6 separate regions of the Homo sapiens genome follow, and all the other regions are linked to region 1. Evidence: chromatin loops called from intact Hi-C (ENCODE). Cell type or tissue: A673. All regions are shown on one strand. Links, peaks and the distances in the headings refer to the core of each region. The heading gives the core; the rest is flanking DNA. Region 1 has its middle 110 kb from the start of FTCDNL1. Region 2 has its middle 5.7 kb from the start of LINC01877. Region 3 overlaps SATB2-AS1 (SATB2 antisense RNA 1). Region 4 overlaps LINC01923 (long intergenic non-protein coding RNA 1923). Region 5 holds the start of LINC01923 (long intergenic non-protein coding RNA 1923). Region 6 has its middle 20 kb from the start of SATB2-AS1.

What was found. Peaks named below come from ENCODE experiments on the same cell type or tissue, not always from the same donor. Only the 100,000 strongest peaks of a DNase experiment are listed, where the experiment ranks them.
Region 2: it touches region 1 in a loop (7-fold over the local background); 8 of 110 quality-filtered maps call a loop at or near these places.
Region 3: a loop joins it to region 1, with 4 times the contacts of the local background. A loop is called at or near these places in 17 of 110 quality-filtered maps.
Region 4: a loop joins it to region 1, with 17 times the contacts of the local background. A loop is called at or near these places in 75 of 110 quality-filtered maps.
Region 5: it touches region 1 in a loop (3-fold over the local background); 3 of 110 quality-filtered maps call a loop at or near these places.
Region 6: it touches region 1 in a loop (4-fold over the local background); 14 of 110 quality-filtered maps call a loop at or near these places.

Annotation. Positions count from the first base shown.
Region 1 is chr2:199,737,141-199,742,484 of GRCh38, forward strand. It overlaps a transcript of FTCDNL1 not described here. Among named protein-coding and RNA genes, the nearest start is that of FTCDNL1, 110 kb to the right of the region's middle. In A673, for the core only: CTCF peaks have their summits at 2,870 (motif pointing left) and 3,069; DNase peaks (open chromatin) are centred at 1,791 and 2,831; H3K27ac peaks cover 1,984 bases.
Region 2 is chr2:199,599,707-199,605,050 of GRCh38, forward strand. No RefSeq gene overlaps it. Among named protein-coding and RNA genes, the nearest start is that of LINC01877, 5.7 kb to the right of the region's middle. In A673, for the core only: a CTCF peak has its summit at 2,760 (motif pointing right); DNase peaks (open chromatin) are centred at 2,775 and 3,395; H3K27ac peaks cover 3,244 bases.
Region 3 is chr2:199,468,640-199,473,983 of GRCh38, forward strand. It overlaps SATB2-AS1 (SATB2 antisense RNA 1), which reads left to right. Exons shown (of 2, transcript NR_026830.1): 2 at 968-4,119. It also overlaps a transcript of SATB2 not described here. Among named protein-coding and RNA genes, the nearest start is that of SATB2-AS1, 3.2 kb to the left of the region's middle. RefSeq lists a silencer at 2,899-3,088. In A673, for the core only: a CTCF peak has its summit at 2,970 (motif pointing right); a DNase peak (open chromatin) is centred at 2,992; H3K4me3 peaks cover 678 bases; H3K27me3 peaks cover 1,437 bases.
Region 4 is chr2:198,307,497-198,312,840 of GRCh38, forward strand. All of the region lies in intron 2 of LINC01923 (long intergenic non-protein coding RNA 1923), which reads right to left. Among named protein-coding and RNA genes, the nearest start is that of LINC01923, 65 kb to the right of the region's middle. RefSeq lists a silencer at 2,209-2,503. In A673, for the core only: a CTCF peak has its summit at 2,370 (motif pointing right); a DNase peak (open chromatin) is centred at 2,375.
Region 5 is chr2:198,372,412-198,377,755 of GRCh38, forward strand. It overlaps LINC01923 (long intergenic non-protein coding RNA 1923), which reads right to left and starts at 2,686. Exons shown (of 3, transcript NR_110267.1): 1 at 2,472-2,686; 2 at 2,065-2,206. In A673, for the core only: a CTCF peak has its summit at 2,149 (motif pointing right); a DNase peak (open chromatin) is centred at 2,160.
Region 6 is chr2:199,485,744-199,491,087 of GRCh38, forward strand. No RefSeq gene overlaps it. Among named protein-coding and RNA genes, the nearest start is that of SATB2-AS1, 20 kb to the left of the region's middle. In A673, for the core only: CTCF peaks have their summits at 422 (motif pointing right) and 3,265 (motif pointing left); DNase peaks (open chromatin) are centred at 408 and 3,248.

The DNA.
Region 1 (5,344 bases), core at 243-5,242:
CTTGGACCAAATCTCATGTCTGTCACTTACCATCTTTGTGACTTTGAGTGACTTAACTAATCACTCTCTGCCTCCAGTCTATAATTTGGGCATAATACTACCCATCTTACTGGGTTGTTTAGTGAATCAACAGGTTAATACATATAAAGCACTTAATAAACAATGAATGTTAGCCATTATTTTTGTTATTATCTAACAAAAGGAAATTTCAGATAGGAGCCTTCATAGTATGAATAGAATTTCCCAGATTGCCTTGGATACTTTTGAATTTGAAATAATATATTTCCTAGTAAAGACATTTTCATTTGTCAATAAATATTTTATTTTTCCAGAGTTCTCCAAATACTCATAGGTATACTAAATATATCAACAGAAAGGTTACCTGGAATTATCCTTTTGAAAACTTTCATAGTGGTGCTAAAATGACCAGAACTCTTCCTGTGTTGACTAAAACAATCTTTTAGAGAGATGAAATGTGTAGAAAAAAATTAATTTTGTGTGTCACGCCTGGGGCCACTGTGTCTCCTGGGCACAGAGCTGGCTTCATAGGCTCATAGGTCCCGCACTTAGAAGGCCCCACACTTGGTTTAATGCTCTGCTGGCATCATTTTGAAAGGCTGAATAACGTGAATAAAGAACTCCGCATTTCATTTTGCAGTGGTCCCTGCGTGTCACGTAGCTGGTCCTGCCTGGGTGTGACCTATTACTGAGAGGTAGAGTAATGCAAATTCCACAATTAGGAGCGTTTCAGTTAGAAGATATTTGTATGATACTTGAACCTGAGACATAAGGTTCCCTGTTTCTTCCTGTCTGTTGGGGAAGCTGCCTCAATGACCACAGCTGCCTCACGGCACAGGCTCACGGAGCCTCTCCATTAACTGCTTCACTGGGTTCTCACAGGTTGGGGGAGTTGATAAGAAACGGGATTCTCAGTCATTTCCCTCACCTGCAATTCCATAGATGTCTGCTCATTATTCAAAAACATATTTTGAATCATTTTAAGAGCCTAAAAGTTTCTCGATACCATACACTGAAAGAAAGATTTGGGTTTCTCTCCCCCATCCCAGCCTTCTCTAGTTCATGGCTCATTCAGAAGCTCTTGACGTGGTCTCTCTATTGTTTTTCTACAGCATGAGATAAAAACTACTGTTTTAGTTGTTTGATTTTTACTGTGTGATTAGTCTAGGCATGATAGACAGGAAAGCACGTAAAGCATTATTTTATTTGAAAGCCAGAAGCACATCATGTTTATTAATAAAGAGCCTGGTTTACATAGATTTTATTATTATTGAGCATAAAATGGTTTATATTACAAGCAAGGGTGAAATTACTAACTAATTAGCCTGTGAAGATCACGTTTAATGGAATATATAAATCTAGGGCATTGCTTTTTTTTTCCCCCTTGCAAACCTTAAGGGTCTTTTTCATTAAACATGTACATATGCAGTCTTCATGCTGAAACAGAGGATTGTGATACACAATTCAAGGTCAAATGATTCACTTTGTGTTTCCCAAAGTCCAAAATCTCAGTGCTTTAAATTCCTTAACTCTTAAGAAAGCTCGTTTCAATACACAGCTGCTTTGGTGTGAATGCTGAATTCAACTATCAATGATGGTAAAGAGAAAAGCAAATAATGATGGAGTGAAGCAAAGGTGAAGACTGTAAGGGCTAAATTTCCTCCTCTCTCTCTGTATCCCTCTCTCAGTACTATAGCTTAAGACCCACTTAACTCTTCCAAAGGAACTTTGTTTCTATTAACTCAGAGGATTGCACAACCTTTGTAAACACACCATTCTCATGTATTTCAGTTAAATTTCGTAATAGCACCATAAAATGTGACAGGCGTTGCAATAAATTCTCAGTCACAGGAAGCCCAAATTGTATGGGGAAATTACTAGAAACCATGTCTCAGAAGGAAGGAAGAAATGCAAAATTCTTCAAGAACCTGGAAAAATAATGTTAAATGTTTCCTTAAAGTGTATGTCTCTCATTGAAATAAAATGAAGACTGTGTTTTAAGTAAGATTTCAAAGTTTGAAGCAGTGTGGCTATTTTAATCACCCGACTTCACTCACATTCTTGAATGCTGGTTCCTGCCTCAAGGCCACTGGAGAGGAGATAGCCCTTCCTCTTTCCCTACCCTCTACCACTTCGGAATCGGGGTGCTCTTATCAACAGGGGGCTAAAACTGCAAGGATGCACACAAATGTGTGCTGCGAATTTTTTATTTTCAGAAGGAGCTTTACGGGTAAAACTTAGAGTATATTGGGCTTATCATCTATTCATTGGTTAAAAGTTGACTTGCAACATAGTGTGATTCTAGTTTTTACATTCAAAATCCAAGTCACCACACTGTGGACAACACACTTCTGTTTTGGGAAGCTAGAGTATGCTTATGTGAAAGAACAGAGGCCTCCATACAGGAGTTTGGCTAATTGGGAGAAAGTTGTTTCATTCCTCCCTTGCTTATTCGAACAGCCTCAGGGTGACTACAACAATCAAAACCAAACCAAAACAAAAAACCCAGTTTAGCAGCTATGATAATACTAGAGTGATTTTCAGTTACTCTGTGACCATCCCAACACCCCGAAATGCTTAAAACATTATTCACAATGAAAATAACGCTGCATGCTGCCATAAAGTCCCCGTCATTCCGTTTTATGGAAGTGCTTTTGTTTAATGTCAGAACTCAGAGCAAATCTAGACTTACCAGTCCATAAGATTTGCATTCAGGAGACGTTGTGTGTAGAAGAACTTCAGTATGGGCTCTGGAGGGCCTAGGATCCTGGGACACGGTGGGGTTTGCGAACTCTGGGAGCCGGGCCTGCCAGGCTCACGTCATTTAAAGATGAACACTGCCCCCTGCTGGCGAGAGTACGCATTGCCGCCAGAAGAACTTCGAGGGTGGAAAACAACCACTGTTTAAAGGGGAAATTAATTTCAATTACCGCACCTTTTTTCACTTCTTAGCTGTCAGTTCAGAAGAATTATAACTGCAAAGAATCACTATTGCATGGAAAAACAACTCGGTTCATTTTATGACTGTTAGTCATCTTTATGAGCTACCATCACTGGCAAAGAGCCACCTAAATGAAAGGACAAGAGAAACAAAGGCAGCCACGGTGGTGCCGGAAACTTTTGAGATGGAGCAGGGCCTGGAGAAGAGAAAACTCTGCAGGTGTTAATAGTTCAGAGTCTGACGTAGCCAGTTGCACCACCAAAAGGTAGAGTGGGAACTCAAGCCAAGCTGTAGTTCTGAGAGCTCTCCAGAGCCTCTGAATCGCCTTATTTTCTGCCCCATTCCCTCTTGCCCCCTAATCTGAGCATCATGGGAGCTGCCCGGAGGAGTGGAGCACAGGGCTGGAGCCCCATTCTAAGGACGTGTTAGAACACCATAAGGACATTCCATAGGTGCCCTCCCTTCCCCAGCTTCGTGGGGTGAGCTGTGATCAAGGTGATCTCCAAGAGCAAGGCTGCAGGGGAGAAAGGCCCATCCAATGGATTCATTAGAAACAAAGAGTTGCCTGCTCTGGCAACCTCAAAGGCAATTGTCATTGAATCTCCTGTAGCCTCTTTGAGTTAGGAAAACTCGGAGGGAGGTTGTTGAGGGGAGTCTGGAAACGCAACTCACATTCACACGAAAGGGAGGTGGCAGTCCTGGGGAGAGCTAACAGGTAGCAACTCTCGATTTGAAAATTTGGATTACACAAATTGAGCACATGCCCCTTTTCATGCTGTTAGAAGACAGGGCTAGGATCTACTTTCATGAAATGGTTCGGCAAATGTTATAGAGGGTCCACTGTGTGCCAGCTTCCTGCAGTGTCTCACAAGTCTTCATTCAGGCAGTCCTTCACAGATCACAAAGAACGGTCATGCCACTCTATCAACACAACTCCCTGAGGCAGGAATTATGACCTCCCCTCTATATGTTAAAAAATTTGCAATTAGAAAGATTAAATAACTTGCTTATGTTCGTGCAGTTAATAAGTAGAAGACAGCCTGTGTTCATCCTGCCTTGGGTATTTTAGAGTTGGCATTAGCAGGAGGATCGCTTGAGGCCAGGAGTTCGACGCTGCCGTGAGCTATGATCGCTCCACTGCACGCTAGCCCGGGCGATAGAGTGAGACCCTGTCTCTCAAATAAAACAAAACAAAAGAAAAAACAAAACTCAAAGTCTCCATATCAACCTATGAAAATACAAATGCAAAACTGGGTAACCAAAGAAGTCTATTAAATATGTACCTAATTAATTGATGAACTCCTTGTAGGAAGTAGCACTGGCCCACAAAGCACCACCATGCTTTTTAAATAAGAACTAATTCAACATTTTATTTTTTAATTAGCAGTCCCTTTCGATTAGGTGACATATTTATATTACTCATTTCAGAATAATTATTATACTTACGGAACAAATAATATATTCCTTCAAAAACACCTCCCCCTCATTAACATTCTCTAGCTCATCTCCACTTTGCTTCCAGAATTGTCTTTGTAATCCTAAATAAAATATTTTCAAATGTTACTTCCCTCCTCAAAATTCTTTATTGTCCTCTGGAACTAGATGTTAACAAGCGCACTATAAGAAGTATTTCAAAACCAAATCAAAGGTTTTAAGAAAGCTTCATTTTATATCTTCCTCTTGACATATTAATGCTCTGAAAATCCTACAGTAAAAAAAAAATTAACTTTTTTGTACTAAACATTTCTCAAATATATTGGACCACAGAATGTTTTTAAATTAATGGAACAGCTATTAACATATCGACGAATCTGGGGAATACAGTTTATGTAATATTGGCTGCCTTGATAAAATCTGGACTCTTTAGCATGGCACATGGGCTTTTCATAAACCAATACTTGCCTACCGTCTCCAGCTTCATTTCCTACCCTCCGCCCTCATATGCCCCACAGCAGACCCAACTATTTGCTATTTCCAGAATGTATCTTGTTCTCTCTGCCTCAATTTTTTTTTTTAAATACACTGGTCCTTCTGCCTAGAGCATCCTGGGGCTTCTGTGTTCATCTGATCCCCTCCTAACCATTCTTTCAAATTCAAGTCAAGTCTTCCTTCTCTGTGAAGACTCCCCCACTACCCCCAACACTTCCCTAACGCCTCCCATGAAGACTTACACCCTGCTCCTTCTTTCCCCTGGCCCTGTGGGTACCTCCCTCCATTTACTATACCAATGTGGGGTGGGGGGAATTCCTCTGTTTTCCCATTAACTGCTCAAAGGCTCCAAAGTAACTCTGTTTCTTAGGATTTATCATAATGCCTAGAATGTTCGGGGATCAACGCCTGGAGAATTTTGCACTGAGATTCTCTTCCTTATTTTAATTTCTTCTT
Region 2 (5,344 bases), core at 262-5,261, 140 kb before region 1:
CAAATGGGAGTATTTCATTCCCTAGTGGAATGCTTCGAGGGCTTCCATTTGTCCTTAGCCTAAAGACCAAATTCCTTATTGTCAAGACTACATTCCGTGTTTACAGCCTCATGAAGCAATGAAAAGTGGAGCCTATACTGACAGACTACTGGGTTCAAATCTTGGCTCTGCACTTTCTAGATGTGTGATCTTGCTGACTTAATTTCCTCATCTCTACAATGGGGATAACAATGGCACATACCTCAAAGGGTTGCTGTGAGATGCTCGGCTTGTTTATGTGCTCAGTCAGTTGGCTGTTACTGCATCTCCAGCTTTATTTCACCCTACCCTCCTTCCTTCTGCAAGAGCTTTTACCAAACTCTTTTATGCTTTCTCAATCAGCCCCTTGTGCATTCGGTTTCTTCTACCTACATATCTATTGCCTCTTCCTAACTCTTTTATTCTTTTTTTTTTTTTTTTTTTTTTTTGAGACGGAGTCTCGCTCTTTCGCCCAGGCTGGAGTGCAGTGGTGCGATCTCGGCTCACTGCAAGCTCCCCCTCCCGGGTTCATGCCATTCTCCTGCCTCAGCCTCCCAAGTAGCTGGGACTACAGGCGCCCACCACTGCGCCCAGCTAATTTTTTTGTATTTTTAGTAGAGACGGGGTTTCACCGTGTTAGCCAGGATGGTCTCGATCTCCTGACCTCGTGATCCGCCCGCCTCGGCCTCCCAAAGTGCTGGGATTACGGGCGTGAGCACCGCGCCCGGCCAACTCTTTTATTCTTTATTGGGAGCTTGTGTGGTTCCTACCCTGTCTCAGACTAAGAGCTCTGCTAGATGGTTCCCCTTTTCCTTCCCAGTTCATACTAGGCTCTTATTAAATAATTTTTAGTGGAATGAATGAAGAGCATTTATGATATTTTGTGAGAACTGAGGTTTTTTTTTTTAATAGTTTCTCCAATGTAGGGCACAGTGTATATGAAAGTTATCTTGTTCACTGTTGAATGCTGGCATCCAGTAGAGAGAATGACACATAGTAGGGATTAGATTAAATAAATACGTGTTGAATACATTTGCCATCCTAGACAAGTACTGACTTTCAAAATCTACTTATACACTCAAATGGATCTATCATGAATCATAAAATACTGCAAATTTTGCCAATTTACATTAGAGGTTTTTTTTTTAATTTCGTGTTCTCTCCAAGTTTCTTACTCTTCCAATACTCATCCATTAATTATCATATGTGTTGGCTAATTTTGAACTCTAGGGCTTTATTTGCTTTATATCATGTGGCAAAATGTTTCTTGGTGAACTTTAAACCTTCTCTCTGATCCTGCCAATTTAGTAGATTATATCAGATATTTGTAGGAGTGCAAAAAGTTGCAAGTTAAAAAGCCATCAGTGTGACCATTTTAATATATAGTTCGAAGTAAAGAAAAATATCTCAATTATTCCTTTGTTTTTCAATCACTTTTATTAATGATAGCACTGCTTTCTGAGTAAAGATCACCTTAACTCTTGCAGGCAACATGACATCTTTTATTAAATTATATTAAAACACTGATTAATTGTAATCCAAATCCTCCATTATCCAGGGTTTACTTCTTGTTCTGTATTTGAGGAAACGAATCAAAAATCAAAGAAACAGGTCAGTGTTAGCTAAAACAACAACAAAGCCAACAAAACATTTTCAGCATACATACTGGGCACGTGTGTATTAAATGTAATAAAACAAACATTACTTTTTTAAAAAGGGTGGTAATTTAGCCATATACTGAGTCACCAAAGATTTGATTCTTTCCCTCCATCCTAGCCAAAAGGGAGAAGAAGGGAGTCATCCACTTAGATTTTTCAGTAAGAAATGAAACGAAAAGGGTTGCTGGCTTGATCATGGGTTAAACAGAAAACTTGCTTTTACTTTAACTTCATGTATCTTGGTGAATTGGGCTTTTATTACATTTCTACTATTACCTTAAATGACATCTTAATGACCAAATGCTTTTGATTTACTTTAAGATAACTTTCATTGAAGAAACACTCAATATACGCTGAATAAATAAATGAATACACAAATAAACATATGTATTACACTGGGTATGGTCCCTTTAGTAAGACATTTGTTTGACTCGAACCAATTCTGTAAATTTCATAAATGATAGTGAAGGTGACATTAGCTGACATTAAACCAAGATGTTTGGAAGACTGATAGAGAGGAAATAACTCAAAACTCTGAAAATAAAGCTGTTAAATATTACAAGCACAGCCATGCCTTGCTAAACTCATTTTTCAGGACAGAAAAGCAGATTGTGGAATTATTCACGCCAAAGTAATCCTTGCTTAATTTAATCATCGAACTAGGTTTCCTAATATGGATATTTTCTTAGACTTCAATTTGTTACATAGCTAACTTATTTTCTAATAGACTATGTTGGTAATAAGAAAATGAATTACATGCTGTTGGCAGAGTGATGATAACTTAGATCTGAATTTATCCCACACAAACTTGGTACCCCCTTTAAATTCAATAAGCTTGGGATACCTCAACAATCTATCACCTCTGGATGCCATTTATAAACAGATGGTAAGCCTCCACACCCGTGTGCTGCAGAGAGCACAGGCCAAAGTACTTTTATCCAGGAATCTTCCGTGGCATCATCAGGAAGAACACAGAGCCCAGCCAATTTTGAACAAAGACCATTCAGCTTCCTGTTTCAGGACCTTCTAAATCCTTAAATCCCATTGGCTTAGCACAGGCAAAACCTAACACCGCAGTAAATGTCATACTCCACCCAGGAGAGGGCAGCGACACTCACAACAAGCCAACATTACACCAGGGCTTGGAATGATTGAATAGAAAAACAGTAGAGAGGTCCAGGCTGCAGTGAGCCATGATCTTGCCACTGGACTCCAGCCTGGGCAACAGAGTGAGACCATGACTCAAAAACAAACAAACAAAAAAAAATGAATTAGGGAAGAGAGAAAGAAGGAAGGAAGGAAGGAAGGAAGGAAGGAAGGAAGGAAGGAAGGCAAAAGAAAGAAAAAAGAAAAGAAAGAAAGAAAGAAAGAAGGAAAGAAAGAAAAGAAAAGAAAGGAAACCGAGTGTCTGATGGTTGAAAGATCATTTGTCTTTCATTCTTCACTGTCTCCAAGCATGAACCAGGAGAAATTTAAACGCAAGAAAAGCAACAATCACTATTTCATCAACTCTCTCTCACAGCAGGGAGTTATTCAAAAATAATAATGCCTTTCTATGATAGGAAACCTAATTATTAAGAGCATTAAACATTAGAAGATTGCCACCCTTCGTACTGGCTGCAGATCGTTTGTCTTACTTGTCAAACACAAGTTCGTTTTTGACACTGATTTCTTAAATTTCCGCTGACTTGGCAATCTGCAGCCACTTCTCACAAGCTCTGTAATATCTTAAAGACTTCACAGCTAAGCAGTTAGAAAGGATTTGGGGTTTAATTCAGCTCACTGACCTGTTTAAGAGAATAACGGAAATAAAACAATTTTCAGCTAAAGGCCTGAGAAGGCCTCTCTCTTCTGAAAGAGTCTTTGTATCAATGCCATGAATCAAATGGTTTGTCTAAGTGGTTATTCTGCACCACCAGTGAAGGCCCAGCAATGTGGCAGTGAATCACATTTAATAACTTGTGGTTAGCTGTCATGAACACTTAATTTGATGTTGAACACAAACCCTGCAGGGGCAGAAGGGAGCTGGGGAGGGGAGAGGTGGGTGAGGTGTGGGGGGCAGAGAGAGTTAAGATCCACTTGAGATCCTGCGGCTCCCTTCACCCCTTGAATCTTGAGGGACGGATGTGGGATCCTGTCTGCTGGTGTTTCTGCTGCGTTTTTTGCAGCACGGCGTTAGACAGAATTCGCTTTCTTGGCGTTTATCGTCTCCCCCACTTCAAGTCTTCCTGGGATCCCATTCACCCTCATAATGAAGGCTCGCCCAGTGTTAGAAGAACACTGCAGTCTTTTCCAGAGTGCTAGTGGAGGGCTGTCAGGCCGGCTAGAAGAATTCAAAGCGTTCAGGGAACCCACAAAAGATTTCTTGCAGCCTTTTAGCTGCCTGGCAGGCAGTAGAAACCCCTCTTGTGTCAACTGCTAAATACTGCTGTCCCTGTGTCCTAAACGGAATGCGTCAAAACTCGGGAATCCCACAGCTTCACATGTTAGCCATGTGCGCTGGCGGCAGCGGGCTCCGGCCGCTTCAGACGTTTTAATTTGTCACTCGGGAAAGCAGATGTGTCAGGGAGTTGGAGAACTTGGGAGGTGACCACAGCGAACTGCCTGAGGGGCCTACCCCACCGGGACCGCTGATGAGCCTCCTCCGTGGGGCCAGCCCAGTGCTGGGAGCGGAGGGAGGGAGCAGCAATTTGGTGGCTGCGATTGGAGACAAGGCCGCCTCCCACCGCGCCTCCCGGGAGCCCCCGGCGCGCACCCCGCCCGCTCGTGGCCGCGGCCGGTCCCTTTAGTCCCCCTTGCCGCGCTACGCGCACGCCCTGCCCTGCGCTGAGCAATGGCAACCTCGAAAGCACGTTCCAAACACTTTCTCCTTAGTCCTCAGGCCTCTCTCACTGGTTCGTTGAGCTACACAGCTATTCTCCGAGATTGCTCTAAGTCGGTGTGAGAATCTTTTAAGTGTCCTTCAAAGGCTACTTTGCAATGACGCGAGCCTGAGGCATAGGTCCCGATCATTTCAATCTGGTCAATAGAGGAAAAACAAAATGGAATTTGACATTAAAAAAAAAAAAACTCAGTAGTCCTGTTTTCAAAGTGTAAATGTGATGAATTTTAAAGCAAAGCAAACTTTAATACATTCAAATAAACACTAAATTGTAACACCTCTGAAAGCATTAATCACTCCCCTTGGTGTGTCAAGAACTTGGTGTAATTAGAGACCTCCTCTGACTCCCCTCAAACTCCTCACTCTCACCCATCCCCACCCACCCCTCCTCACCCTCTAGACGCCAAGTGCATTGCCTGCCTCAGTGCAACTGACAAATACATGCATTGAACCAAAATTCCTGCAAACTCAGCTGACAAGAAGACTGTGAAAATATAAATCTCTATTTTACATATTTTTATTGGTAGTAATAATAGAAACAATGTTTATATTTTTAAAAAATCCAAACCCATGGGATAAAAGTAACAAGTCTACAGCTACCCAATGAAACACACACACACACACTTGAAACTTCTGTGTTCTAAAAATGTAACAGATTCAAATCAGACTTATGACACCAAGTTCCATGGAACAAACTAGTCCCCACAGTAAAATTAGAAAACCTGAACAAGAAAATCAACATTAAAGACATAATCATAAATGTTTACTTTAGGAAGGACAATGAAGT
Region 3 (5,344 bases), core at 230-5,229, 270 kb before region 1:
CAGCTCCATAGCCGAGGGGTAGAAGAAGCAGCCGTCTTCGTTAAATGGGCTGTTGGCAGTTGCGGCTGACTGCTCTACCCCTCGCAGGCCCGCCTCTGGGCAGGCCTGAGGTGGCCCTGGAGCCCCGCCAGCAGCCCCCGCCCCTCAGGCCAAGCTCTGGCCCTGGCAATCTCTGCACTTTGTCATCACGCCCGAGTATTTGACATTCGCAATTATCTGCAAATACCCTGATCAGTTTGTATATGAAACACTTTTTTTCCTGCCTTAAGGTTGGAATCTGGTAAGTTTCAGACAAGTGGTTGCAGGGGGAGATGACCCAGGGGACCGTGCGGGACAGGGCCGGTGAACCCGATTCCGCGAGGCGGGCGTCTCGAAGGGACTGGTCTGCGTGCCTCACCGGGTTCCCCAGCCTGGCTCCGAGGAAAGGCCGCGCGGAGGCGAGAAAGGGCCCACATCTCGAGTCTCCAGTCTCTCCTTGAAAAGAGCACCCCCTAATCCCGGAGGAAGGGAGGGTGAAGGAGGAGGGGAGAGCCCACTACAGGCAAGGCAGGAAGGTTAATCATTTTGTTAACCGGAAAGGGTGCTGCCCCGCCTGGCCGTCGTCACCGAGCGTGTCAGTCACCCGCTCTCGATTTCGCCGCAGAATTACCTGCTCAAAGAGCCACCCCAAGAAGCCCTCAGCTCCGAGGTCTTCCCGCCCGTCGTCTGCGGGAAGTAAACGGCGTCCTCCCTCCAAAGAAGTGGATGCCCCTTCGACTCTCCTCCGCCCCCCGGCGGTTCCTAAATCTAGGAAAGCCAGCCCCGGCATCGCTCACTACTCCTGCACCTCAGCTCTGGGATACCCGCTCAGTACAGACAGACCATCAACCAAAAAAGAAAAGAAGAAAAGAAAAGTGGTGGTGGGGGTGGGGGTGGGCAGGGAGCGTAAAGTAGCGAGATCACTTATTTGACTCTTCTGTTTTCTTAGGAACCTGATCCTGGCCCCCGGCAGAGCATAAGGGCCCGAGGCCAGGGACCTAGAGGCCGGACCAAGTTCGCGCGAGGTGTTCACAGCCTAGGCGCCCCGGGCTTGGCTTCGTACTCTGCAACAAGCCAAGCTCCCTTGCCACGAGTATATCAGCAACTTCAGAAATAAACACCAGCGAAACCCCTTCCCACATTAGCTTGTTGCTGTGCTACTGACACTGGGCTTAGTCGATGTTCACACCTATTACATTTTTCCGGAAAGTGGGAGGAGCAGGGGGTAGAGAAAGCTGTGTGTATTGAGGGAAGGGGAGATGTGTGCAACACCTTCCAGAAAAATGGGGAGGTAGTTTAGAAAGTTTTTCTCTGTAACAGCACAGCTTCTGAGAAGGCAGAGAGAAGAAAGCAGACAGGAAACGAATCCCTTCCTCCTCTCCCCTTTACCCCCTTCCTTCACTCCCTAGACCAAGCTGGTCACCCGGCTGGGAATCAAGATTGTGTGGCTGGGAAGACACCAGTCTCTGTGCTCGGGTTCAGCCCAGTCGGGCAAGAAAGTCTGGGCAGCTGGAGAAGGTCGTCACAGTCTCCCGTGGAATCTTGTTGCCTGAGAGCCCCATAACGGAAAGGGCTAAGACGACTCTTCCACACACAGGTCGCAGCCCCTGCCGCGGAGGATCCCCAGGAAGATGCTGGGGACGCTCTGAGCATCGGCCTTTCTTTACCCCCGACTCCCTGGAGCTTGGTCTCGGGATGCCAACTTGGGGCACGGAGGCGACGGGCTGCTCCGAAGCTGGAGGGTTTCTGCTTGGGTCAGAGGGATCACGACCTCAGCAGAGCCAGGAGAGGTTGGGTGACACCCACTGCGTATTGCACTTGACTCAAAACTGCCCTCGGCCTGCGGAAGAGGCGAGGGCAAGAAGCCTGGTGGCGGGTCAAACCTTCACCCTATTATTTTCTATCATTTTTTATGCCCATATATTTGTTAAATGTATGGCTGCTATACACCAACAGCTTATTCTACAAGAAGTGCCCCCGAGGAGGATTGGGTTAAGCTTTGCAAATTTGGCTTCCCAGGTAATGCGCTTCATTATTCTGCTCCCGACTTACCCACCACACCAGTGGGTACCCGGAGCAGCACCCACTTGGCAGAACTGATGACTGCTTGGGCCCAGCGGAGTGCGCATTGCGCTAACACGCGCACGGGAATTGCACCCTTGCCGGAGCCTCCGCACCGTGCGCCCTTCAAAGAGCTGGCGACCCCGCTCACGTGTAAGCAACCTCCCACTTTGAAACTAATTCGCACCCGGGTCTTTCACCCCAAAGGACTTTGCTGCGGACGCTGCTCTGACCCAAGACGCGGGAGAGAAGTCCCAAAGGCTACAGCCAGGGGCTGGGGGACTCCTCTGCTCACCTTAGTCCTTGATTTCGAAGGCCCCAATTAACTATCTGTTGTGTCAGAATCGGCGAGTGCAAAGTAGCTGCGCCCCGCTGACGCGCTCTCTCCTGGGTCCGGGTATCCCAGGGCATCCGGAGCTGGGGAGGGTTGTGCGGACTACCCAAGGCACGCGCAGATACCGGGCAGGGAAGAAGGGCTCCGTGTTCCAAGGATGGTCGTTTACCTCTCCTGAGATCAGCCCTAATCCCTTGGTAACTTAAGCGCCTCTGAACTCGGGGAGCGCTTGGTGGGGCGCCTCCCTGCATCCACCCCTACCCCTGGCTCCTTCCCAGGCCCAGCATCTTTCCCACCATTCTCACCCCCACCACCCCCACGGCCCCGCCCGTTTAGAGGCGTGCGGTGGGCACTTGGTTTACAGAACCGGCGTTTCAGATGTTTATTTGCAACTAATTTCTTGTGCTGGAAAATGCTTGTTACCCGGGCGGAGCGCTTCCGCTCTGCGCGGTCCGGCCCGGCGGGCGGTAGCTCGCTGATCCCTCCGGCGAAGCCTCCAAGGAGCGGGCGGCTGGGAGAGGTTGTGCCACCCGGGACCAAGCCATCGGCGCTGCTCCGGACTCCCGGTAGGGGGAGCCGCCGCGGGCGCCAGGCCGGATTGTGTTCTGGCCTCGGGGCGGCCCTGCTGCCAGCGGCCGGGACTCTCAGCACAGAGCTCGGGAGGACTCCACCTGCTCTCCAGATAAGGCGCCATGAGCAGAGAAGGGAACAGACGGCCAAGCTCCCTCCTAATTCCCCGTTGTTGCAGAGCAAAGAAGATGGGGGAGAACTAATTATATTCTCTAGGTCTAAATATTGTTGAAAAATTTGTAGGTGAGATCACCTCCTTTGCCCATATCCATATATAATATATCCATTACATGTGTTTGCCCATATATATACGTATGCCATATGTAAATATGTACGAGTGTGTATGTATGTGTATAGCAGTGGTTTAGAATTAGTCTCAGTTCCACAAATTTTGAGCCCTTTTAATATTTTAGGTGACCTAATACCTTCTCACTGTATTTTCCAAGTCACTTATTTCCAAGAGTTTTAGGTGATCCCAGCATAGGAGCTGAGCATAGGAGCTCAGATGAGACTTGCCAGTTTTGCTGCAGTAATGTCAGCAAAAGAGTCTCTCTCTTTCTGACTCTATAGACTTAAGTAAGGGTTTACAGGCTTTCATTTTAAGGTATGACTGATATTTAGAGAACAAGACTAAACCAAGGTCAAGGGGAAAACAGTTAGACTGTGAACCTGCAGACCACTCCACTGCACCCAGTGTGGCCGTACACCTGTGCTGAACGGCCAGAGACTTCCTGGTCAATACTCCCACAGATAAAAGACTGCAGGATCTGCTTATACACAAATCCATCTTTCGCTGGGAACCCACAACTCATAACAACTCTCCTAATGCCAAGTCATCAAGGCCTCTTGAAAGAGAATCATAAAAAACAAAGAATTTCAAACTTGGAAGGAAACCTAAAGTTTACTGGTGAGGAGCTTGAACTGAGTAGAAGCAAAGAATCATACTCCAGATGAGAAACGCCCCATGCACTGAGCTGAGACTGGAACTCTCCTCTTCTTACTCTCAGTCCAGTAAGTTTGACTACAGAGCACTCATTATCATTGTGATTATTATGTTCCCGCATATTTTGTCGTTCTTAGTTAGGCATACTCCTTTAACACTATTGTAATAAAAGCAAAATCTGGAAGATCTTTAAGAGTGTAGCAGTTGCTTCCAAGGGAGGCTGAATTTTAGGAATGAAGTTACATATAACATTGACATATCTGGGGGAAAGACTAGAAAAATATAGTTTCATTGCTTTTTTGTGTGTTTTTGTTCTTGTTTGAGACGGAGTGTCACTCTGTCACCCAGGCTGGAGTGCAGTTGTGCTATCTTGGCTCACTGCAACCTCTGCCTCCTGGGTTCAAGCGATTCTCCTGCCTCAGCCTCCTAAGTAGCTGGGACTACAGACGCCTGCCACCATGCCCAGCTAATTTTTGTATTTTTAGTAGAGATGGAGTTTCACCATATTGGCCAGGCTGGTCTCGAACTCCTGACCTCAGGTGATCCACCTGCCTCGACCTCTGAAAGTGTGGGATTAGAGGCGTGAGCCACCATGCCTGGCCAGTTTTATTGTTTTATCCCTGTTTAATAATGTTGGATATATGAGGCCAGGCACAGTGGCTCACGTCTATAATCCCTGCACTTTGGGAGGCCAAGGCAGGTGGATCACTTGAGGCCAGGAGTTTAAGACAAGCTGGCCAACATGGTGAAACCCCGTCTCTGTCTCTGCCAAAAATACAAAAATTAGCCAGGCGTGGTGGGGGGCACCTGCAATCCCAGCTACTCAGGAGGTTGTGGCAGAAGAATTGCTTGAAGGGGGAGGTTGCAATTAGATTGTGCCACTGCACTCCAGTCTAGGCAATAGAGCAAGATCCTGTCTCAAAGCAAAACAAAAAATATTGGATATATGCAAATATGTGATTAAATGAATGAATATACAAACAAAACAATGAAAAAGGTGGGATTGTTGGTATTATAAAAGCATTCTCCCAAGTTGTGTATTTTTTCTCCAAAAACCAGACCTAACTTAGTCCTTAATTTAAGTGTTTGTTTATAGATTTTTAAATATCACATTTTGGTGTCATTTTTAAGAACCAACAGGAAGGAATTTCTAAAATAAGATTTGAAAAAAAAATCTAATAAAAAATTGATTTAGCAAAAGTAGGGAAATTTTTTTGAATGGAATATTATAGGATAAGCCCAAAATATACCACCCACTGACTTTATCATAAATCCTGGGATATAAATGATATTTTATCATCCTTTCTATAATTATCCCCTTTTTGTTTTTTGATAGGATCAAAACAAAAATTACTATTTACAAGGTCAATTCACTATTCCTTTTTGTATTCTTGTTCACAAAGGCAGAGATACATTAA
Region 4 (5,344 bases), core at 74-5,073, 1.4 Mb before region 1:
AAGGTGGTGGTTGCACTGGGGAGAAGGGTGTGGGGAGGACTGGAATAAGGCTGACCAGAGAGGACACTGTCATAGGCAAAGGAGGTCACAGGCTAGAGAGTGACAGTAGAGAGGGGAGGAGGGGCAGATTCAGTGTAATGAGGGGTGCATGACCCACCTGGTACCTTGCAGTGAGGTTAGGGTGAGGCAAGCTCCTGCGGAATTAGAAAATCTCAGGCCATAGTTTCATTCAGGCCTGGAGAAGGTTGTAACATCTTAATCCTCAACTAATTCCCGCTTTGCCAGAACGCTATAACCTATTTATAAAAGTACCCTTGTCAAGGATACTTTTGACCTTGTTCTATGAGAAATACACACATGCATCCATATATATGCATACAGAGTATGTGTAAGATATATATATAAATATAAATATATATAATATTTATAAAACATATGGATTACGTATGCCAGGGTTCTCCAGAGAAACAAAGCCAAAAGGATGTGTGTGTGAGTGTGTGTGTTGTGTATGTGTGTGGAGAGAAAGAGAGTGTGTGTAAGAAATATTTATTATAAGGAATTGGCTCATGCCGTTATGAATATTGGCATTTTCAAAATCTGCTGTAGAATTCAGGCCTTCAACTGATTAAATAAGACTCGGCCACATTATGGAGGTTAATCTGCTTCATTCAAAGTTTATTTAAAAAAAAAAACCTTTGCAGCTACATTTAGACTAATGTTTGACCAAACAAATGGGCACTGTGGCCTAACCAGGTTGATACAAAATCACAGACACTTTGCTTTACCTTCTTCCCATGTTCCCCCACAAAAAGGTGAATTCTGGCTTTGTGTTTGTAATTTTGTACTTATCTGCAACTTTAGACTAATTCTCAGAGTCTGAAAGAATAAAGATGTTTTCTAAGAATAAAAGCATTATTTGTATATTTGCTTCTAACCCTATATTAAATATCTAAACTGCATTAATTCATTAAATGCATCTTTTTACTCATACCCTTTTCTTTAAGTATTTCTTATGTGCTATCCCATTAACAATGGATACAGTAAGAATTATCCCTGTTTTGCTGGTGATGATCTGTCCAAGGTCCCTGGCTGGTGCACACTTTGCTGTCAAACGTTCTTGTTCTACCTCACAGCAGCTTTTGCTGATTCCAGCGTAAAGTTGCTTCTGTTTGTTCTCAACAGTTGTCCATCTCGCTGATGACTTATGAGGTATTTATTTTGCCTTGCATCTTTTGGAAACTTCTGAAATAGTCCTTATTTGTCAGTTTGCCAGTCCCTTGCCTACGGAGTAAATTTTAATGAATTTACTTGGGGAATTTAATGATGCCTTTATTTTTAAATTTTTTAATTTTTCTTGAGACACAGGGTCTCACTCTGTTGCCCAGGTTGGAGTGCAGTGGCACAATCATGACTCACTGCAGCCTTGACCTGGGCTCAAGCCATCCTCCCACCTTAGCCTCCCAAAGTGCTGTATTACAGGCATGAGCCACCACGCCTGGCCCTAATTATGCCTTCAGGAGAAATAAAGCCCATGCCCCAGATGAACATGGTTATTTATCTGAATACAGTATAAATGTAAATTGGGTGGTTAGATTTTGATGAATGGTATTTGAACTAAATGTTAGTAATGAGAAATAGGGATAGGCCCAGATGATTTGTGATATAGATGCCAATTCATATTTTATGATATCTATACAAAACAAGGAAATAACCAAGGTGGATGCCTTATTAGATCAGAATTGGGGAAATTAACTTTAACACGCAATGTGACCTTTGTACTGTAATCACCAATGTACTAAGCTAATCTGCATGAAGTCATGTTTTGGGAATTTGCTTATATTTATTCATCTTTTTGGTGGAAATAGCAATGATGGTATTAACAATTGGTATCTCAAACAAAACTGTACAGATATAGTCATGGCAGAGAACATGCTTTATGGTTTGATTTGTAAAAATGTTTTACATAATATTTTTCAGTGGAAATCTGAGTTAAAAATTAATTTTTAAAGGATACCTAAGGGACCTACATTTTAGAACTAAAATGCTGAAGGATCAACAAATAAATATGAATACCTATTAACTATAAAAGCAAGAGAAAAAACTTTTCTCTATAATAATCTACAGAAAAAAGCTCAAATATTCAGGAAGTCAAATGGGTATAGAAATGTTTACTTAAAATTTGAAACCTTATAATATATATTTTAACCAAATAGTATTTTTACAATTGGTATAATTTATGTAGACAAAGGAGAGATTGATTTCTATCGAGTGCTCGCTTGCATTTTTGAGGGATTGAATTAGAGATGCCGTGGGGTGAATGGCTCGCAAATTCCACGAAAAAAACCTATCCCAAAATGGACACAAGAGGGCGCCAAAGATGCAGTAGCTGATGGAGATTTAATGGACGAATACTCTGGCACTTACAAATGAAGCCATGTTTATTTTATTCTGGGTAATATATTATGCACCTGCTTGTTTTATTTTTTAGACTGATTCGTGTCAAATGACTTTCCAGAAATATGACATGTGTACTGGATCCAGGCAGAACTAATCTTTCAATGTAGAAGTAGTACTATTTTGTACAAACTATATTCCATGATATAATGAAGTTTTACTTTATTGTACTCACTCTAAAGAGAATTAAGAGAATGTAACAAGATGGCACATACTTTTTCAAGCATTTTGTCTCTGTAACTCACTAGGAAACAGTTTTTGATTATGGGATATTTACCACACACACACACACACACACACACACACACATACCCATACATACAAATTCCTTTGTTACAGGAAAAGAGTAGTGAGTTTTTGTCTAGAGGATTCAGGGACTAATTTAGGGCTGAGACTTCCAGAAAAAAGAGGACACAAAATGATAACTGAAGGAACTAGAGTTTGCCGTGCATGAGGAAGAACTAAGTCATTTTGGTCCTATAAATGTTTGGCTTATATGTTATTTTGCTAGGGCTGCTATAAAGAAATACTTTTGTCATCACAAAATAAGCCAAAATGGGTGGCTTAAACAATGCTATTTAAATAAATAGCATTTATCTTCCCACAGTTCTGGAGGCCAGAAGTGCAAGATCAAGGTGTCAGCAAGATTGGTTTCTCTTGAGGCCGCTCTCCGTGGCTTGTAGATGCCCATCTTCTTATGATACCCTCACGTGGTCTTTTCTCAGTGCGCACGGAATCCTGGCATGTCTTCACATGTCCAAATTTCCTCCTCTTATGAGGACACCAGGGAGATTGAATAAGGGCCTACCCTAAAGGCCTTATTTTAACTTAAACACTTCTTTAAAGGCTCTAACTCAGTGGTCTCCAACCTTTTTGGCACCAGGGACTGGTTCTGTGGCAGAAAATTTTTCCACAAATGGGTGGGGTGGGAGGGGATGGTTTGGGGATGATTCAAGCATATTACATTTATTGTGCACTTTATTTCTATTATTACATTGTAATATATAAAGAAATAATTATACAACTCACCATAACATAGAATCAGTGGGAGCCCTGAGCTTGTTTTCCTGCAAGTAGATGGTCCCATCTGGGGGGTGATGGGAGACAGTGACAGATCATCAGTCATTAGATTCTCAAAAGGAGCACACAACCTGGATCCCTCACATGCGCAGTTCACAATAGGGTTGGCACTCCTCTGAGAATCTAATGCTGCTGCTGATCTGACAGGAGGAGGAGCTCAGGCGGTAATGCAAACAATGGGGAGCCGCTGTAAATACAGATGACACTTTGCTAGCTGCTCACCTCCTGTTGTGCAGCTCGGTTCCTAACTGGCCACACACTGGTACTGGTCTGTGGTAGGGAGGGGTGGGAAGTGGTTTAGGGACCCCTGCTTTATCTCCACATATGGTCTTATTCTTAGATAATGAAGGTTAGCGCTTCAACAGATACATTTTGGGGAGACACAGTCCAATCCATAACATCTTGGTTCCTTGCTTGTGTAAGTTTAGAATGGTGGAGGGCAATGGGCTCTCTCTCTTTCTGAGTTTACTGACCAGCTTTCAGTGAAACAAGCTCTGTGCCCTGCACACATCAGGTACTCAATATACATTTGTTGAGTGGGTGAATTTCTGCCTGGAAAAGTGACACATTTTACTTTGCTTAGCCTTGCCTGATATCTTCAGCTGCCTGACAGGTAATAATTAACTGTTGAAAGAAAGGCATAAATACTTCCTTTTAAACATTGACATTATGTCCATCTGGTGAAAGAAAAGGATAGAAGCAAATAAAGAGAGTTCAGGAAATGCTAAAATTTCTTTGAAATAATTTCATTGAAAATTAACAAGTTGATTATTGTGAAAACAGATTCCAATTTACACATAATGGCCAATCATCTAGTTTTCCTGGCCTCTGATGAAACCCTTCCTACCTAGAGTGATCTGCTTTTTACCCCACCATAATGGTTATGGAGGGCTTCTTAGGTTAATTTGCCTTTCAGACTTCAACCGCTTAAAGATAATACATTTAACTCAATTATAAGCTGTCGCCCTGTTCACAGTGCAATTTCTTCTGCCCTGGCATCCCTGCCCCAACACTTCTGCTGCTGTGCCCACCCCTCACTTAGGCTGCAATAACTGAGTTCTTTGCAATCGGACAACTTGTACGGGGTCTGCAAAACTCTAGCACAGAGGCCGGCAGGGGCAGTTAAAAATCAGAGTCTCCCATTTTCAGAATTGCTCTATTTCAGGATGAATTTCTGGCCACAAGAAGACAAAGTGAGGTCTCCTGGGTTGACCAGCTGAAAGTGGGTCAGAAGGCTGGGCTCATGGGAGAGCTTCCACCTACACTGCCTTACAGGGGCCACTGGACACCAGGCACACGCTCACTTGTCTAGGCTCCAAGGGCCCGGCTTAAGGGACAGGAAGAAGTGAGGGACCCTAAACTTTGTCTTCACTTGCTATAATGTTCCCTCCCTTGAAGCATGTTTCTGTTTTTCCAAACAACTGGTTAATTATTGATTGATTTTCTAAATCTCACCCTCTTTAATTGGGAGCTGTGGGCTAAAATATAAGGCATTGAGTTGGATTTAATATAAATATCCCATCCTTCATGCATCTTCAACTTTCTCCTAACCCTTCAAAAAAAGATTGTTTCTTCCTCTTGTCTCTTGGACTTCCCTTTTTCAGGCTGCTGTGATAAAGTTCTTGATACTTTCTTTCTCAAAAGACTTTTAAAAAATCCTTTATGTTGGCAGGGAATTAACTCATGAATAAATGGATAATAATACCGGCTGACATTTTTGGAGCGTTGACTATTTGGCAGGCACAAAGCCGAGGGATTTGCTCGCATTATCTCACTTGATCCTCTCAACAGCTTTGTGATAAAGCCCACT
Region 5 (5,344 bases), core at 259-5,258, 1.4 Mb before region 1:
TTCTCTATGGGAAAGGCCATTTGTGGTTAACACAGAAAGTATTTATGGTTTCACTGTTAATTGTGGTTTCTTTGTATTAGCCAAAAAAGGTAGCGTTTTTCATGTTAGAAACAGTATGAAAGCAATAGCCTTTCTAAAAAATATCCGCATTTTCTGGGGCATAAGGAAGTAACTGAATTTATGATATCTTCTAAACACCAAAGGAGTATATGCAACATAAAATTGTGTTTTCAATTTGAATAAAAGTTTATTCAAAATTATCTTAATTGTACTTTTGTACATTTCCACAAGATAAGACCATATAATCAACATTGTATATTTAAGGCATTTGATTTTTTATTTGTATTTGTTATCTAGGAATAATAACATTTATTTCTGAATCAATGCTATTCTTGTAAATTATTTCCTTTCTTCTGAAAATTGTTAATTTTACAACGTGCATGTTTATAAACGTGGATTCATTTACCTAAATCAGTTGGCTGACCTGCCTAATCCCTTCCCTCTGTCTTCCTCTTTCTCTCTTCCTTCTTTCTTCTCCCCTACTCTCCTCTCCCCTCCCCTCTCCTCCCCTTCCCCTTCATTCCTTCCAAAATGCAATACTGCATTTTGGCAAGGATTCTATAATGAGAGTGAGTGCATTCAAGAGGTTAATTACATGTAAAAACAGTCAGTTTCATTAATTCGAATGTACTATACATTTTTGGGGCCTATATGTTAATATTTTTTAACAGACATTTCCACAAGTGCTGCATTTTAACATCTGAATGCATCATGTATATATTATTAGAAGAGGGAAAGAAGAGACAATTGTGATTATTAGGTCAATAACCAGAACACTTAGGAAGATTAATATAGCAAGCAGTTTTTTGTAAGTACATTGGCTTTTATTACCTACAGGAAAGAATATATTTTCTAATTTCATTATTATGCAATTTAAAAAATTTTAGAAGAAGCAATATATAAATATTTGATTATATCTTATTAAATTCCATAAGAAAAAGAAGCCATCAAAACATGACCCTAATTGTCTCTTTCTGAGTGTGAAAAACATTCTTTATGAAAATGCTTGGAAGTGTAATTTATCAATTTAATCACATACATTTATGTATATCTCCTGAGTGTATGTGAAATTGAGTCTAAATGAACATTTTATGATGTTAAACGCATTTTTCCAAAGATCTACATTTATTCAAAGATCATGTAAAAGGCTGTTAATTTGGATAAATACTATTCTGTCCATTGCTAAGTATTTATAAAATTCTGAGTTTAACTTAAAGACATCAAACATATTGGTACATTTAAATTGCACCAGTATTCGTTTCTAAAAATCTTTAATAAAAAATGTAAAGGTTTTGAATTATATTTTGTCTCCTTTCTCTTACAAATGGAAAATTAAACTGGAATATATTGTTATGTATGAAATTTATTAACTATGATGAGGTTATATACTATATAACTTTCTGCCTCTCAAATATTATTGTAATATATTTTATATAGTGTGTAATATTGAATCTTAGTGTAGTAATATATTTTGACATTTATAGATTTATATATTTTTAAATCTATTCATAAACATAGGATATGTTTTTCATGTCTTTTTGTGATTTTTAGTTTGAAAAACATAAACATTTTAAGCGATAACATTCATAGAAGGCAAATACTTCTCTGTGGAGTCTTTACAAAAAGGAATAAAACCTCAAACTAGAATTCATTTAACTTCATTTTAATAGATATGTTACGTTTTATTTTTGTTGCCGACATCTGAAGTAAATAATTTCTGAATCCAGGTAGTTGTTTTTGCACAGCAGAATAAAATATCTTTTTTACTATTTTACTATTTTCATTTGTATTCAAATATTGATATGAAGTAACCAAAGAACAAAACAGACTTTACTAATACATTCTTCAGTTGCGGGCAATCGGTGGTGAGAGTCAAAAAGAAGAAAAGTCCAAACAAAGGTTTTTCATTTCTTGCTGTTTACAAATATGTAAAAACAAGAATTCATAGTGTCCATATATTTCCTAGCCTTTAGTGTCACATTTTGTTCAGCAAAGGTTTCTTACCTTTTTTCATTGATGCCTTATTGAGAATCCTGAAATACTGCTGCTCAGTTCTTTCCTCTTCATCTGCTTGCATTGTGCATATCAGTCTGTAGGGGGCACTCCTCAGCTACCACAAAGACTTGTGATAAGTCCTTTCTGTGGTCTGAAATGTATTTAATACTCATTATTTTATCAAGGCACTTAGTTTAAAGAGAATTCATAGTTTATCTTTAAAGCATATATAGCCATAATTGAGGAAAAAAACCCTCAGTTTCAAGATGGGCATTTGGATTTCCGAGGATGTTAATAAAAATTTACAAAACTGCATTGAACTTTGGTAAATTAGTACTTTTCAGAGCTTCCTTCTTTCTATTCTTTTCTTGGAGCTCAGGGTGGATTTTATAATACCCAGACTTTTATTACTATACCTCGAGTCTTGTTGTCTCTTTGCCTTGAGGGCTCCCAGAGAGCAGAATGTAGAGTGATCATGATTTACATGTGGGAAGAGGAACCACAGAGTTTTTACATAGAATTACATGCCCTACACTGGAGCTTATAAACAGCTTATCTTTAACGGGAGTGAAATATTGAATTTAAGATTGTGTGTGGCCTTCTCTACTCCCTTTCCTCCCTTTCTCCTCCCATCTCCAACAGAATCTACTTGGGTGGCAATTCTAAGAACCCCTTCCATAATAATGACGTGGTCCTCTCACATGGCTGTATCTTCCAGGTTCACATCAGCTGTGGGTGCAGCTGCTTTGGCTTATTATAGATTTCCATAGTTACCTCTCAGAGAGACCAGCAGCATTAACTGGTCCAACACGTTGGGGGTTGACTTTCCACATTCAGCCTCTTACTTGCCTCCGTGCCAGTGCTTCTGCGTCCTGCTGTTACCATGGTTGTACTCTACTCACCCTCTTTGAGACCAGCCCCTCCTCTTGATCAGAGAGCCCCTCACTCCTCTGGAGCCTGACACTGGATGCCACTTCAGCAGTTGCTTCGTCCTTTTCCTTATCATCAAACGTTCCCTTTCTCTGCTGTAATTTCTCCTATCTCTCTTCACCCCACTTCTCCTGCAGCCTCTCCATTTCTCAATTCATTTTATTTTTTATTTAATTTTATTTTTTTTGAGACTGGCTCTCACTATGTTGTCTGGGTTGGTCTTGAACTCCTGGGCTCAAGGGATCCTCCCACCTCAGTCTCCCGAGTAGCTGGGACTACAGGCATGCCCCACCGCACCTGGCCATTTTTCAGTCCATTTTAGAGCAGAACCTCTCAAAGGGCTGTCTGTATCTGATGTCCTAGGCTTTCCACCCCTCCTTCTTTCCTTTCCTGCTCCACTGATGCTCTGTTCCTAAAATCAAGGACCTCCATGATGCTAAACCTAATGGTCAGTCCTCAGCCCTCATCTTTTACTTTATTTTTTTTATTGCTGCCTCCTATACAGTGACTCAGCCCTCATCTTGATTGACATAGAAGCAGCATTTTATTTTTCCCCATAGGGGATCACTCACTCCTCTTTAAATGATTTCTTTCACATGGCTCTGGTTGTCTTCCTCCCTCACCAGCAGCTCTTATTCCACTCCTTTGCTAGCTGTGTCTCATCTTCTTTTAAAAAGCTTAAAAAATATATATTTTTTTAAATGAAGATGGGATCTTGCTGTGTTGCCTAGGCTGGTCTGGAACTCCTGGACTCAAGCAATCCTCCCAGCTTGGCCTCCCAAGGTATTGGGATTACAGGTGTGAGCCACCACACCCAGCCTGTATCTCATCTTCTTGAACCCAGGGAAGCTCAGGTGTCTCTCTCTACACTCGCTTTCTAGGTTAATCTCATCTCTCAGGCTTTACATACTGTCTATATTCTGAAAAATCCCAATTTTTTCTTTCCAGCCAGGACTACTTCCCTCAACTCCTGGCATGTGTATTTAACTTCTTTTTCACTGGACATTGCTGTTTGGATGTCCAACGGGCTTCTCAAACTGATCTCCATCCTAATCTCACAAAACAGGCCACTTCTTAACAGTCCTTCCTGTCTTAGAAAAGGGAATTTTCTCAGGATAAAACCTCAGTTTTAAGACAGTAATCCAAGCCGCTGTCATCATTTCCTGTGTCCATTTCTCCTCACTCCAATACACCGACATCAAATCCATAGAGGTTAAATATCAGTTCATTTCAGTCCCTTTCTCAAAACCCACCAGTGGCTCTCTACGGAACAGAGTGACGGCCACAGTGCTGTTAATGACACCAGGGCTCTACTGGATCTGACCTCTGAGATGCCTCTTGGCTTCTTCCCTTACTCTGCTCCCTGGCTCACTTCACGCCAGCCACATGTCCCACTTTGCACTTGCTTGATAATCCAGGAAAATCCCTGCCTCCAAGGGATTTGTTATTTTCTCTTCCTAGAGTGCTCCTTTCCCTGATACCTTCATGACTCACTTCCTCACTTGCATAATATCTTTCCCCAAAGTCATCTATGTACTGCGTAGGTGTCTCTGACCACTCTTAAAAATAGCAGCCCTCAGCTGGGCGCGGTGGCTCACACCTGTAATCCCAGTACTTTGGGAGGCCGAGGCAGGTGGATTGCCTGAGGTCAGGAGTTCAAGACCAGCCTGGCTAACATGGTGAAACCCCGTCTCTACTAAAAATACAAAAAATAGCTGGGTATGGTGGTGCACGCCTGTAGTCCCAGCTACTCGGGAGGCTAAGGCAGGAGAATTGCTTGAACCCAGGAGGCAGAGGTTGCAGTGAGCCAAGATTGTGCCACTGCATTCCAGCCTGGGTGACAGAGCAAGACTCTGTATTAAAAAAAAAAAAAACAAAAAAAGCAACCCTCCCTAGTGGACTCGGCATTTCACACAACTTTCTGGCTTTATTTTTTTCCATGGCACTTATCACCATCTGACTTGCCATATCTCTCACCTGTGTATCATCTCTTGTCGCCATCCATGTGTACGCCCCAAAGGGCAGGGGTTTTGTCTGTTGTGTCTGCTTTTGCTTCCCCAGTGCCCAGAGAGATAACTGACATGCAGTAGGCTCTTCGTAATAGTTGCTGAATGAACAAACCCATTTTAGCATATCATCTGTGAAAGGATTTATGTCCAAATTTGGAACTCAGCCAGGATTTGAATTGTATTTTGTCTTTTCTGTTTCAAAGCTTGCTTTCTGGTTTAAATTAGTTCCTCAAAGTGATGCTACTTTATCTTGTGTTTGCACCCTTTGTTTTCTTCAGTTGACTTTGAATACATTGGTCTTTTTGCCTTTAATCAATATTGGATGCAATAATTTTTATTTTTTATTTTAA
Region 6 (5,344 bases), core at 147-5,146, 250 kb before region 1:
TATCTGAAATTTTTATATCAACCAAATAAACAGAATTATCAGCTTTCCTAAGCTTGATGTGGTAACAAGCTCATATCCAACATCTCAGTAATCTACAACGTAGATTCCACATGTAGAACCTGGTATCATCTCAGAAGCTAACCCCAAGTCAAATCTAGTTAGAGTCATAGAGAGCTGCACCTCATCCCCACACCATTCTCTAGGACAGGAGTCCACACAAACGAAATCAAAGTGCTTGGGATGGGAAGACAAGCTGGAAATTCCTGTGTGTTTAGCCAGGCTGCAAACCAGACACGTTGGGGAGTTTTTGTTACTCCCCCTGCTTTGAGGCCACCCTTTTCTCATAGTGACATTCCTGCCTTTGCAGTCTCATTCGGTAGCACCTCTGCCCATGCACTGGACTTTAGCGCCCTCTAGGTGGGGGTCTGTCCTCCTAGCCACTAGAGCCATGCTGTCCAATACAAATATAATGCAACTTATGTAATTTTAAATGCTCTAGTAGCCATCTTTTAAAAATAAAATAGTAGAATTAATTTTAATAATGTATTTTATTTAGCCCAACATATCTAAAATATTTTCTTTTCTTTTTTTTTTTTTTTTTTTTTTTTTTTTGAGACGGAGTCTCGCTCTGCCGCCCAGGCTGGAGTGCAGTGGCACGATCTCAGCTCACTGCAAGCTCCGCCTCCCGGGTTCACGCCATTCTCCTGCCTCAGCCTCCCGAGTTGCTGGGACTACAGGCGCCTGCAACCACGCCCGGCTAATTTTTTGTAATTTTAGTAGAGATGGGGTTTCACTATGTTAGCCAGGACGGTCTCGATCTCCTGACCTCGTGATCCGCCCGCCTCGGCCTCCCAAAGTGCTGGGATTACAGGCATGAGCCACCGTGCCCGGCCTCTAAAATATTTTCAACATGTAATCAATACAAAACATTGTTCAGATATTTCATGTTCTTTTTTTCCCCACACTAACTCTGAAAATCAGTATGTGTTTTATATTTATAATACATTTCAGTTTTGGACTAGCTGAATTCCAAGGGCTCCAGAGCCACATGTGGCTGGGGGCTACTGGATTGGACAGCATAGCACTAAAGTAAGTCACTGCCATGCATAACAGTCTTTGCCCAGTGCCATTTTGTTTCCTAGATCCTCAAAGCCAAGTTTCCAAGGTTTCCAAACTGCTAACAAGATAACCTGAGGCTCCATGGTAATAAGAGGGAATTAGAAGAGTTAAGCCTCTCTACTCTTCCCTTTATTAACTGCCAAGCACCACACACACCCCACACACAATATGTTTGAAATATACAAGTTCCTCCCTCTTCTCCTAGAAACTTTTGTATTTCAATAGGAACTTAAACTTTTTTTTTTTTTTTTTGACAGAGCCTTGCTCTGTCACCCAGGCTGGAGTGCAGGCGGTGGCATAATCTTGGCTCACTGCAACCTCCACCTCCTCCCAGGTTCAAGTGATTTTCTTGCCTCAGCCTCCCGAGTATCTGTGACTACAGGCATGTGCAACCATGCCCAGCTAATTTTTGTATTTTTTAGTAGAGACGGGGTTTCACCATGTTGGCCAGGCTGGTCTCAAACTCCTGACCTCAGGTGATCTGCCTGCCTCAGCCTCCCAAAGTGCTGGGATTACAGGCATGAGCCACCATGCCTGGCCTGCATCTTCTTGAGTAGGGACAGTGCAGTGGCCAAGACAAGGGATAACTGCAGGATCTGGCCATTTAAGGATGACAGAGTTAGTGAATGTAATCACCTCAAGTGTTTCTTGGCTCTGAATTTAATTCAACAAGCATGTGTTGAGTACTTACCAAGTATCCTGCTAGACAGAGAAAACCCTGAAAATAGGGACCAGCTCTTCCTCATCTCCGTATGGCCAATGTCTCAACTGGTGAGTTTATACAATTTCAGCCAAAAGCAAAAGACAGTTGATGTTTTCTTTTTCTGTGCAGTTTTATTTCAGAGAAGTAAACATATGACATTTGAGAGACTTTCTCAAATGCTGAAATCCACTGGTGTACCTTTATGGCTCCCTTGGAACTCTCCTGGATGTGTGGGTGAGAACTATAGAATGAAGAACACAAGTCAACCTCCATTGTCTGGCAAAGGGAGAAACTGAAGTCACTACATCTTGGATATATCTATAAAGAGATGTTAACAATCAGGTACTTTTCATGGGGATAAGGGTAAGGAGTAGTCAGGCAATTCATATAATTTTAACAGAGTTTAGTCCACTTCACTTTTAAAGGCTCCAGGCAGAGCTCCAGGCTGCAGAAAAGGAAGACCACCAACAATCTCCAAGCAAGGGAACCTTCAGGGTTTTGTGGCCCAAATGGCCAAAGGGAATATTTGTACTCTTAGAAATGCATCTCAAGCTTTTAAGGCTTGCAAACTGCCAAACTCTGTGGATCATTTTGTAAACTACAAAATCACCAGCTTAAAAAAACAACATAATTTAGCCAGGTCAATCCATAAAGTATCCCACACAGTACTTATTACAGAGAAACCTTGAACAAAAAACTCCCTGGCCTGGGACATTTCCCAGGGAATCACAAACTTCTTTGGAAAACAGAAACGTCTGGTTGTCCCATACATGGCCCGTGTGAAGAGTGCCCAGTCAGGGATGGATGGTGTTCCAAAGGTTCCTGTGTAAGTCCATTGTTGGAAACCCTGAATGCATTTTATAAACAAATAAATTTTATAAATAAATAAATAGCTGGTCCCTATTTTCAGGGTTTTCTCTGTCTAGCAGGATACTTGGTAAGTACTCAACACGAGCTTGTTGAATTAAATTCAGAGCCAAGAAACACTTGAGGTGATTACATTCACTAATTCTGTCATCCTTCATAGAAACACTATTGTTGATTAGGCTCCCAGCCTATCCTGACAGTACTGATTAACCCAAAGTGCTGCTGAAATACAGTACTTTCATGATGAAATGTAGCAGGATGCTATGTCATTGCTAAGAATTAAGCACTAGAGGAAAACAAGTACATTAAAAAAGAGCTTGATACTCAGAATGAAAGCTGCATCAAGAGGGAGATCCTTTACATTGCCTGCCGCCTCATCCCCACAACAGGGAGCCTGTGACCCACAGCCCCTGCCCTATCAACCCACCAAATGAATTGGGTCTGTTGCCCTCTAAGTTCTCGCTGTCTTCCATGGGCTCTCTCAGAAGACTGAAGAAAGAATTTCTCCCCTAGTTTTTGCCACTGGCCACATGCAGTTCTCTCCTCAATACTGCCCCCTCCTGGGGAAGGGAGCTCCGTCCCCAAACTGTTGTCCTGGTTAAAGCTGCCTTCTTCCTAAACGAGGAGCAGAAGGCAATCCTCCTTAGAAAGACACCCAAAATAAAGAGGAGAAAAAGAAAGACCTTAAGTTATTTTTTAGGTGAATCTTTTCTCTGAATACAGTAAGGAGAAACCAAGAGGGTTGGTGTTGGTCCCTCACTTAGGGAGGAAAGCAGATTGGGGAAAGAATTAAAGAGAATTCCAACAATGAAACATTTATGAATACTAAATGTAATATTAATGAAATTGACACAATGATAAATTTTGTAGGGATTTAATAAATCTGTGTTAACTTTAGCGTTCTCTAGGTTTTATATATTGAAGGGAACAATTTTTCCAGATCTCGAACTTTTTAGCAGGCCCCAGAAAAGCTTTACTTACTTTTTTTGTTTGTTTGTTTGTTTTTATTTTGAGACAGGGTCTTGCTCTGTCACCCAGGCTGGAGTGCAGTGGTGTGCTGGCTAATTTTTAATTTTTTTGGAGAGGTGGGGTCTTGCTAGGTTGCCCAGCTTCCCAAAGAGCTTGCTCTCTCTCTCTCTCTCTCTCTCTCTCTCTCTCTCTCTCTTTCTTTCTTTCTTGAGACTGGGTCTCACTCTGTCACCCAGGCTGGAATGCAGTGACACAATTATGGCTCACTGCAGTCTTGACATTCCAGGCTCAAGTGATCCCTCCACCTCAGTTCCCCAAGTAGTTGGGACCACAGGCAGGCACCACCACACTTGGCTAATTTTTTAATTTTTTGTAGAGATGAGGTCTCCCTATGTTGCCCAGGCTGATCTCCAACTCCTGGGCTCAAGCGATTCTCCTGCCTCAGCCTCCCAAAATGCTGGTGTTACTGGCGTGAGCCACCACAACTGGCTCAGAAAAGCTTTAAAAGCTTAAAGAACTGTGCCTGTGGCCAAGTATTCCTAGCTTTCTGAGATACAGCATAATTATCAGAGGCACTGGTGGGTTTGTTTCTGGATTAATGTTAGCCTTAGGATGGATCCTGTCAAGAAATAACTTACTTTACAATTTTACAAATCTTGTTATCTGGAAGCACCGAATAAAATAGACTCGAAAACTGGCGTCTTATAGCAAAATTAAACTTTAGGCCTGTCCACCAGTTCTACTTTCAGGGATCTGTCTCAATAAATGTATACCAAAAAAGGTGTGCAAGGATATTCACTGCAGCACTGTTTATAATCTTGAAAACTTGGAAGCAACCCAAGTATCCGTCAGGAGGGGAATGATTAAATGACAAACATGTCTCTCTGCCATGGAATAGCATTCAGAAGTTTGAAAAGAAGTGGATTTATATTTACTAATGTGAAAACCTTTGAAGACAGATTTTTTTTTCTTTTTTTTTTTTTGAGACCAAGTCTCACTCTGTTGCCTAGGCTGGAGTATAGTGGCGTGATCTCAGCTCACTGCAACTTCTGCCTCCTGGGTTCAAGCGATCCTTGTGCCTCAGCCTCCTGAGAATCTAGGACTACAGGCATGCACCATCACACCCGGCTAATTTTTGTATTTTTAGTAGAGACACGGTTTCACCATGTTGGCCAGGCTGGTCTCAAACTCCTGACCTCAAGTGATCTGCCTGCCTCAGCCTCCCAAAGTGCTGGGATTACAGTTGTGAACCATCTAGCCCAGCCTAAAGACAGATTTTTAAGTGGAAAAAATGTTTCAAAATACCCTGAGCCCAAAGATAACCTATAAAACCATATCTTGTTTCTATATGAATATATATAATATTTTATAATATATTTATTTGTAACTACATAGAATAAAGACCGAAAAAAGAAAAAGATACTTTTCTTTTTTTTTTTTTTTTTTTTTGAGACTGAGTCTTGCTCTATCCCCCAGGCTGGAGTGCAGTGGTGCAATCTCAGCTCACTGCAACCTCCACCTCCCGGGTTCAAGCAATTCTCCTGCCTCAGCCTCCCGACTAGCTAGGATTATAGGCACCCACCACCACGCCCAGCTAATTTTTATATTTTTAGAAGAGATGGGGTTTCACCATGTTGGCCAGGCTGGTCTCGAACTCCTGACCTCAGGTGATCCATCCGCCTCGGC